2 separate regions of the Homo sapiens genome follow, and region 2 is linked to region 1. A link is an interaction called in ENCODE POLR2A ChIA-PET data of the cell type or tissue named here. Cell type or tissue: GM12878. All regions are shown on one strand. Links, peaks and the distances in the headings refer to the core of each region. The heading gives the core; the rest is flanking DNA. Region 1 has its middle 52 kb from the start of LINC02518. Region 2 has its middle 75 kb from the start of LINC02541.

The links. ChIA-PET counts read pairs that join two places held together with the same protein. Peaks named below come from ENCODE experiments on the same cell type or tissue, not always from the same donor. Only the 100,000 strongest peaks of a DNase experiment are listed, where the experiment ranks them.
Region 2: POLR2A ChIA-PET joins it to region 1 with 5 read pairs; 2 of 35 experiments call an interaction of 5 or more read pairs at or near these places.

The regions. Positions count from the first base shown.
Region 1 is chr6:113,379,457-113,383,869 of GRCh38, reverse strand. No RefSeq gene overlaps it. Among named protein-coding and RNA genes, the nearest start is that of LINC02518, 52 kb to the left of the region's middle. In GM12878, for the core only: no CTCF peak of the experiment used is centred there; a DNase peak (open chromatin) is centred at 1,689.
Region 2 is chr6:113,723,178-113,727,590 of GRCh38, reverse strand. No RefSeq gene overlaps it. Among named protein-coding and RNA genes, the nearest start is that of LINC02541, 75 kb to the right of the region's middle. In GM12878, for the core only: no CTCF peak of the experiment used is centred there; no DNase peak of the experiment used is centred there.

The sequences.
Region 1 (4,413 bases), core at 184-4,183:
AAAAATGATGCCTTCAACGCTATTGGGAAACCATACTTCATTATGCAAAAATCTGTTGAATTCATGCTATCCTCTTTGGCAAGTTAATTCATTTTTCTTATCTCTTAATGTGTTTGCCTCCCAAATATTCTCTGCATTTTGAAGCAGTGTGTTTATATCTTCAATGTTGTTGCTACAGTTTGGATGTGTTTTCTCCAAAATTCATGTGTTTAAACTTAATGGCCAACACGATGATGTTAACAGGTGGGGCCTTTAAGAGGTGATTAGGCCTTGAGGGCTCCTGCATCCTGAATGGAAAGGGAGGCTTCCTGTGCTGCCTTCCACCAGGTGAAGACACAGCCTTCCTCCCTTCTGGAAGATGCAGCAAGACACCAAATGCTGGTGCCTTGATCTTGGACTTTTGGCCTCCAGAACTGTAAGAAAATAAATTTCTGTTCCTTGTAAGTATCCCAGTTTGTGGTATTTTGTTATAGAAGCACAAATAGACTAAAGTAGAAGGCAGTGGCACAACCCATACACATTTGAGCACTGCTGCCTTCTGTTTTGAGAACACAGGGCAAGAGAGGTGGTGAAGTGTTTCCCTGGGGCCTGGATGGTATTAGTAAAGAAAGCACAAGTTTAGGGTGCAGGTTCTAGAACTGAGCTCTGCACACTGAGTAACATAGGCGGTCATGTTTTCTAACATGAATTACTTCTGTTGTTTATTATATGCAGAGTTCTTTAAAATACAGGACCCAAAGCAAGAGGCCTTGTCCAAGTTTCAGGACATGTTTTTTGTTTGTTGTTTGTTTGTTTTTACATATGATGCAGAGGGCTTAAGAAATCAGTTTGGGAATTCAAGATACAACCACATTTAGTCAAGACATATTTTAATGATGGATAAGTCAAAACCACTTAAACTTAAATTTCTGTAAAGGAGGAAAGAAAGTTTCCAGTTGCTTTGTAGTTATATATTAATTATCGCTTGATATCTGCAAGGCATTGGTTCCAGCACTCCTGTGGATAACAAAAGTTGCAAAAGCTCAAGTCCCTTAAATAAAATGTATAACATTTGCATGTAACTTGCACACATCCTCCTATATATTTTAAATCATATCTAGATTACTTATCATTCTTAATACATCTAAGTGCTGTGTAAGTATTTACAGTGTGTTTTAAAGTTTGCATTCTTTATTGCATTATTCTTATTTTATTTTCTAAAAATATATTTGATCCATGGTTGGTTGAATAATCTTCAAATGTGGAACCCATGGATATGGAAGGCTGACTGTATATAATTTGCATTTTTAGGTATAATTTACACGCTTTGGAGGTAGATGGGGTTTGTGCAGAGAATGTAGACATTGACAATTAATATTTGCTGATTGATACCAATCAGTTACCTTCCCATTAGAAATGACACTATGTAATCTTGAGAAAATTCTTCTGAGAGAATTCCATAGGTTTTGCAAAATATTTTGTGAAGTCATGTTTCCATTTAATTATTGATAGTTAACTTGATGCTCATTATAGTTATGAATTATAATTCTGCTGAGAAAAAAACATTTTTATGTAAGGGACAAGAAAGGGAAAGGAAGACGAAAGAAACATTCTAGCAAGCCAAATGGCAAAAGTCTGGCAACATGTAATACAGATCTGCCAAATACATCCTGCTGCTTTTCAGTGTGGCCACCTGCCAAATAGCTCTGCATTGCATCCTCAATAGGTTTGACAAGAGGAAGTGAAAAGAGACTCCACTGTAATGCTATGGCTCAATTAATAAACACTCATTCTGGAAACCATTAATTGTTTAAATTGGGTTTCCTGTCTGGTAGAATGTTCAGGCTTGTAGCCGAACAAGATTAGTGCTAATTCTCATTAGGCATTTAAAAATACTTGTTTTAAGGACATCTCTTATTTATTAATTATGTGCTTAGCATCCATATTTTAGATAAAGGGCAAACAAAGTACAAGTCCTAGAGGGCTGAGTTAGTAATAAATAAAGCATAAGAATAAACTGTTCCACATTTAAAAATTCATGATTCTGGGTTCAAACCAAATTAATTTCTTAAGAGTAATGTTTCCTTCAGAGTCCAGTACTCTTATTATTCCTTAAATCAGTTTCATGTATGGTTGCCCATGTTGGCAAAGTAAAACATTCTGCTTTTTAAATATTCCTAAGTTAAGATAAATCTTAAATTAAGGGGGATAAAAGCTTTATAGAACTAGGCACTGTAGAAAAAAAATCAAGAGAAATAGTACTAAGTATCCCAAAGAAATACACAGAATAATAGAAATGTTGAACTTAAAATCATGAACTATGTATGATTATTTAATCCAACTATTAATTTTAGATGTGAGGCAAATGAGGGCTTTGTGATTTCCAGTCCCATATTCCTGTTAGTAAACCTTGATGTTCATCAGAAACATCTAATGGATGATTCATGTGTTTAAAGTATGGTAGCAGAAAGCCATATTTTCAACAGATGACTAAGGTTATTTACAGGCATATGGTCCATGAATCTCACTTTCAGAAACCCTGCAGGACCCAATGTTACTACCCTGAATAGAAGACAGTATTGAATGTTGCAAAGGTTAGAAGGGAGATGATTGACCAGTAAAATGATGGAAATGCAAGAAAATAAGAATGTTAAGATTTTTCAACGCCCACACCCTAAGAAACGGGATTGAAAAGCAGTGACTTCAAGTATAACACCAGAGTTTCCATTTGGATCCTTGAGGTAGGCCACTTCCATTTTCTGTCGGCACCCAACATCATTCTTCCCTCCCTCCTTTATTTACCTCTTTGTGTGTATGTGTACATTTGTTAATATCTGTCTCTCCCTCAATATCATGAACTCCTTTGAAAGGAAAAACTGTCTTACTTTTGCACCTCCTCAATTTTCTTATTTCTAAATGAACTATATGGTTCCTGTCTACTTTGCACTTAATTATCCCATTTTTCCCTCAGTTCTCTTCACATCAGTTAGTGCAACTTTAGGACTAACTTCTTTGTCAATTGCTTTGTGTCCAAGCAGACTTTAGGTTCTGAGTATAAAGTCCATATGTGATACATATCTTTATACCCACCAGAATCTAAGAGAGTGCTTGGCACAGAGTAGGCAGTTTATACTGGAGAGCAGGCCTTTATTGACTGATGAGAATATGTGACAGGATTTGAAATCTTATCCAGCATACACGTTTTGATAGCAGCTACCGAAACAAGGGAATGTTGGAAGGGAACTTAGGATGACAGGAGGAGGGTAAAAGGCAAATTGAGTGACTTTCACGTTTTGAGTCAGTGAGAACCAAAATAAAGGACTGGTTCAAATCCACAGGTTAAACTCAAGGAAATATATATATATATATATATATACAAATTATATATATAATATATATAATATTATATATTATATATGTAAGATATATTATATATTACATATATAATATATACTATATATAATATATAATATATAATATATTTTATATTACATATATAATATATACTGTATATAATATAATATATAATATATTTTATATCTAATATATATTATATATTATATAATATATTATATACATTTATAATATATATTTGTATAATATATATTTATATATTATATACATAATATACATTTATAATATATATTTGTATAATATATATTTATATATTATATACATAATATATGTGTATAATATATATTTTTATATTATATATTTATATATTATATACATAATATATATGTATAATATATATTTTTATATTATATGCATAATATATATGTATAATATATATTTATATATTATATATTTATATATTATATACATAATATATATGTATAGTATATATTTATATATTATATATTTGTATATTATATACATAATATATATGTATAGTATATATTTATATATTATATATTTATATATTATATATTTATATATTTTATACATAATATATCTTATAATATATATTTATATATTATATATTATATATTTATATATAATATATAATATATAAATATATAATATATAAATATTATATTATAATATATATTATGTATATAAATATTATATATAATAGATTGTTAACCAGGAAATCATGTGTAATTTTATTAAACTGCAGTTTAAATCAGTTGTCTAGCAATAATGGATCAGAGATGCAGCAAGATATTTGAAATGGATGAAGTGAAGGGAACTATTGTTTTATGTGAACATTACGTGCCAGGGTCTGGAACATATTTTATATAAACTCCCCAATTAAAGAGAAAAAATGTGGTTTTCTGTTAAGCTATAGATAGTGCAAGGGTGAATACAGCTCTAATGATGATACTCAGATTTAAAAAGATGCGGCAGTTCTGGAATTTCAGTTTTATGGGGCTTTTTTCTCCCTCAATCTTAGAAGATACAATAGAAGACAAACATATTTGTTCATGTTCA
Region 2 (4,413 bases), core at 322-4,321, 340 kb before region 1:
GAGTGGGTGGAGTGAATGGGGAAGAAAAACGCAAATGTAGTCCAGCGTGGTGGCTCACGCCCTGTAATCCCAGTACTTTGGGAGGCCAAGGCAGGCGGATCACTTGAGGTTGGGAGTTCAAGACCACCCTGGCCAATATGGTGAAACCCCATCTCTACTCAAAATACAAAAATTAGCCGGGCATGATGGCGGGCGCCTGTAGTTTCACCTGCTCAGGAGGCTGAGGCAGGAGAATGGCTTGAACCCAGGAGGCAGAGATCACACCACTGTACTCTAGCCTGGGCTACAGAGCAAGACTCCTTAAAAAAAAAAAAAAAGAAAGAAAGGAAAAGGAAAAGAAACAAAAATGCAAATGCAAATGTGGGAAGGATAGCATAGATTCAGAGAGGGAAATGAGAGGACACAAAAGGCAAACTTACCTTCCTTTGCTATTTGGCTCCAGATCAACCTTATCCCAGTGCGCCCTCCCCATGAGCAAGGGGCCTATATCTCCCCAGCCTCTGCAAGTGGGTGGGTAAGAGGAAATGAGGATGAGCTTATTTCTCACACATTCCACCAACCAGCAAGTCAGGAATGATGGACATTCTTATTTTAGGACAACATACTGTAGTGAAGCTTATTAGTCTTGTGAATTGCACAAACTTCCTGGGGGAAGGAGGAGAGCAGACATTTGGGGTCTACTCTGTACCAGGTACTTCACATGTGCCATTTTAACTAATTGTCACTTATTTATATTTGTTTTGGAATGTTTTTAATTGCACGTGCTCATTATAAAAAGCAATTATATATGACTCCAGTTTACAGATGAAATCACTGAGATTCAAAGAGAGTGAGCAATTTGGTATGTGGTAGAAATTGGATTGGAAACTGAGCTTGACTTCTTTATCAGAAGAATCTCCTAAGTGACTTAGATAAGCTATGGATATTTTAACTTAAGGTGAAAGGAAGGTGTGGACTGAGAGCTCCTTTTGTAGAATGGGAACAATATGAGGCAGAGCAAAGGGCAGTGGAGGAATGGGGACCCCATTGCCCTTAGTCCTTGTGCTGATGGCCAGATGCTACCATCTTCCTGCCTCTTGGCTTTCTTGTGTGTCTGCCCCAGTAACAATGCTTGATTGTTTTGTGGAGTCAAAAAGATAATAGAAAGGGCCTTTTAAAACTGTTAAGTAGGCCAGGCGCAGTGGCTCATGCCTGTAATCCCAGCACTTTGGGGGGCCAAAGTGGGCGGATCATGAGGTCAGGAGTTTGAGACCAGCCTGGCCAACATGGTGAAACCCCGTCTCTACTAAAAATACAAAAATTAGCCAGGCGTGGTGGTGTGCACCTGTAATCCCAGCTACTTGGGAGGCTGAGGCAGGAGAATTGCTTGAACTTGGGAGGCAGAGGTTGCAGTGAGCTGAGATAATGCAACTGCACTCCAGCCTGGGCGACAGAGCAAGACTCTGTCTCGGGAAAAACAAAACAAAACAAAACAAAACAAAACAAAACAAAACAAAACTGTAAATTAGTATATGCTCATACTGCTAGTAATAATGTATAGTGTTTGATGTGTTTAGAGTGCCTAGCAAAAGTGGATGCTTTGGACACCTATTGGGCAGTATGTAATTGATATCTCAAGGGGAGAAAAAAACCCTCAAAAAATAGAGCAGGGGCCAGGTGAGGGGGCTCACACCTGTAGTCCCAGCACTTTGGGAGGCCAAGATGAGAGAACTGCTTGAGGCCAAGTGTTTGAGATCAGCCTGGGCAGCATAGCAAGACCTCCAGAGTCTCTACAAAAAAAATTTGTTTAATTAGCTGGGCATGGTGGTGCATACCTGTAATCCCAGCTATTCGGAAGGTTGAGGCAGGAGATTTTCTTGAGTTCAGGAGTTCGAGGCTGCAGTGAGCTATGATGGCACCACTGCACTCCAGCCTGGGCAACAGAGCAAGCAAAACCCTCTCTCTCTAAAACAAACAAACAAACAAACAAACAAACACAAACAACAATTAAATCAAGCAGTACAATGAAGGGAGCTGGAAGTTGCCAAAGATTTGGATTCCCATACTTACCCGTGTTTCTCTAGTCCTGAATCATCTATCTTTCAATTTGTTCACCAGGTTTTGATGGGATGCTTCTGATGTCAGATGCTAAGTAGGCACTGGCAAGGTGGTACGAAGATCAACAATAGTGATCTCTATCTCAGGATTAGTGAGACAGCCTGCTGGCCAGGAAGGGGTTTTGTGCTTCCCAGGAAGATCTGGGAAGCAGGATCTGGGCCCGGTGGAGCAGGTACCGTAAAATCTTAATCACTGTAAAATCCAAATCAACCACAAAAATGAGTACGTGCAAATAATTCACACCAGGAAAATTCAGTAAGCTTTTAAAAAGACACAGATGATCCCTTTTAAAACAAAGCATTCTTATCCTCAAAAACTGAGATGAAAAAGAAAACAAAGCAACAAAACAAACATACAATGTGGAGCATGTAAGCAGAGCTTCCAAAAGAGTACAATAGGGCAGGAATTGTTTATCTTTGCTTTACTTAAAAGATTTCAACAAAGTTTCTTTGAATATGGAACTGTTTCAATGCTCTTAAACATATGTTCATAGATGAGGAACCACTTGATTGAGAGCATTGTGGGGAAACAGCTAACAATGAGGCACTAGGATTCACTATTAAAAGAAGATCAATCAGTCAAGAAGATAAAGGATTTCTGAGAAGACAATTGAAGTCAATGGGGACAACTGCAATTCCATTCAATGTGTAACAATACAACTTTAGTCAAGTTTCAGTAATTCATTCTTCATTGAAAATGAATTTTCTTGGCTCTGTATAGATGTGAGGGTACATATACGGCAAGCTGGAAGAACTTTCACAAAAATGTTAATATATGTAATTATGGTTTCCCCTAGTTTTAAGTACACAACCACCTCTATAGAATTCTTCATATATTAAAAACCTTTCATATATTGCAACAGATATTTTTGATTCTTGGAATTTGAATTAGTCCCTCCAATTTAAGTTACTGTCTCCTGTTTCCAGCCTTGTGTCATTCCTTCATTTTTGAAGAAATATATCAGATTTCAAAATCTTGCCACTGGGTTGGGAAAGTCGACATGGTCAACTAGAAGGACACTCAATAGGACAATGTTGGTCTTGTTCCACTTGTTCCAGCTCTACCACTATCCAGCTATTTTGGTAATTAATTTATCCTTCTTTCTCTCTCTCTCCCTTTTTTTTTTTTTTTTTTTTTTTTTTTGAGACAGGTTATCACTCTGTCATCCACGCTGGAGTGTAGTGGCACGATCTTGGCTCACTGCAACCTCCACCTCCTGGGCTCAAGTGATCCTCCCACTTTAGCCTCCAGAGTAGCTGCAACTGCAGGCAGGTGCCACCACTCCTGGCTAATTTTCTGTATTTTTTGTAGAGATAGGGTTTCACCATTTGGTCCAGGCTGGTCTCAAGCTCCTGAGCTCAAGCAATATGCCCGCCTAGGCCTCCCAAAGTGTTGGGATTACAGGCATGAGTGCCAGTGCCCGGCCCTTTTCCTCTTAATTAAAATGATAGTATAGGATTTCATAATTTCTAACCATCTGATGTGTTCCAAAATTCTATTCAGTTTACTGTTTCTGTTTTAAAACAATCTATGCTTAGGTATAAATATTAAGCAATTGTGGGTTGCTTAGTATTTATACGTAAGCATAGAACCCTCTTCTTCCAAACAAGTTTCCTAGGAAATACAAATTGAAATAGACAAATAGTAACAGAAGTGGAGTTTTAGGGCTTGCTTCTCTTCTCTTACATTGCTATTTTGCCTATTTTGATTTTTTAACTTCACTCTGCTTTCTCTGAGGCAATGTTATTGTTCTTGCTGCCATGAAATACTTACCATGAGTTCCTTCGTTATTTTACCGGAAAAAAAATACTGAGTACTTGTGTGCCTTCCAAAACCTCTCTGACAGGACTCTAGAAAATTTTACCTTGTTGTCCGCATTGCAAATGGTGCTGTTCAAGGCTCCAGATCTTCGCATGTACTATTGCCTTTCCTGGATATTCTCTGCAACACTCTTCATCCTTAAAGTCAATGGCAAATATCTCTTCTATAAAGCCTGCTGCCGAGAACTTCCACTTTTGCATTCATCACATTGCACTGTAATTGTTTGTTTACACATCTGTTTCCTTAACTAGACATAGAGTTCCCTGAAGTCGGAAATCTTGTCTTGTTCAACTTTGCAGTTTCCTGCTGGCTGCGGAGAAGTCCAGAGCCAGAAAGGTGATCCACCCTAAGAAGTATGTAGGGGAGCTCAAGAGAAGGAGTTTCCTGCTCCACGTTTGCTCCTTCTTCTCCCTCCCTTGGCTTTATCTTTATCTACTTCTAATTCCTGTTATCTGGAAGCATTGTTTATATCTTTGTAAGTCATCTGAAAAAAAT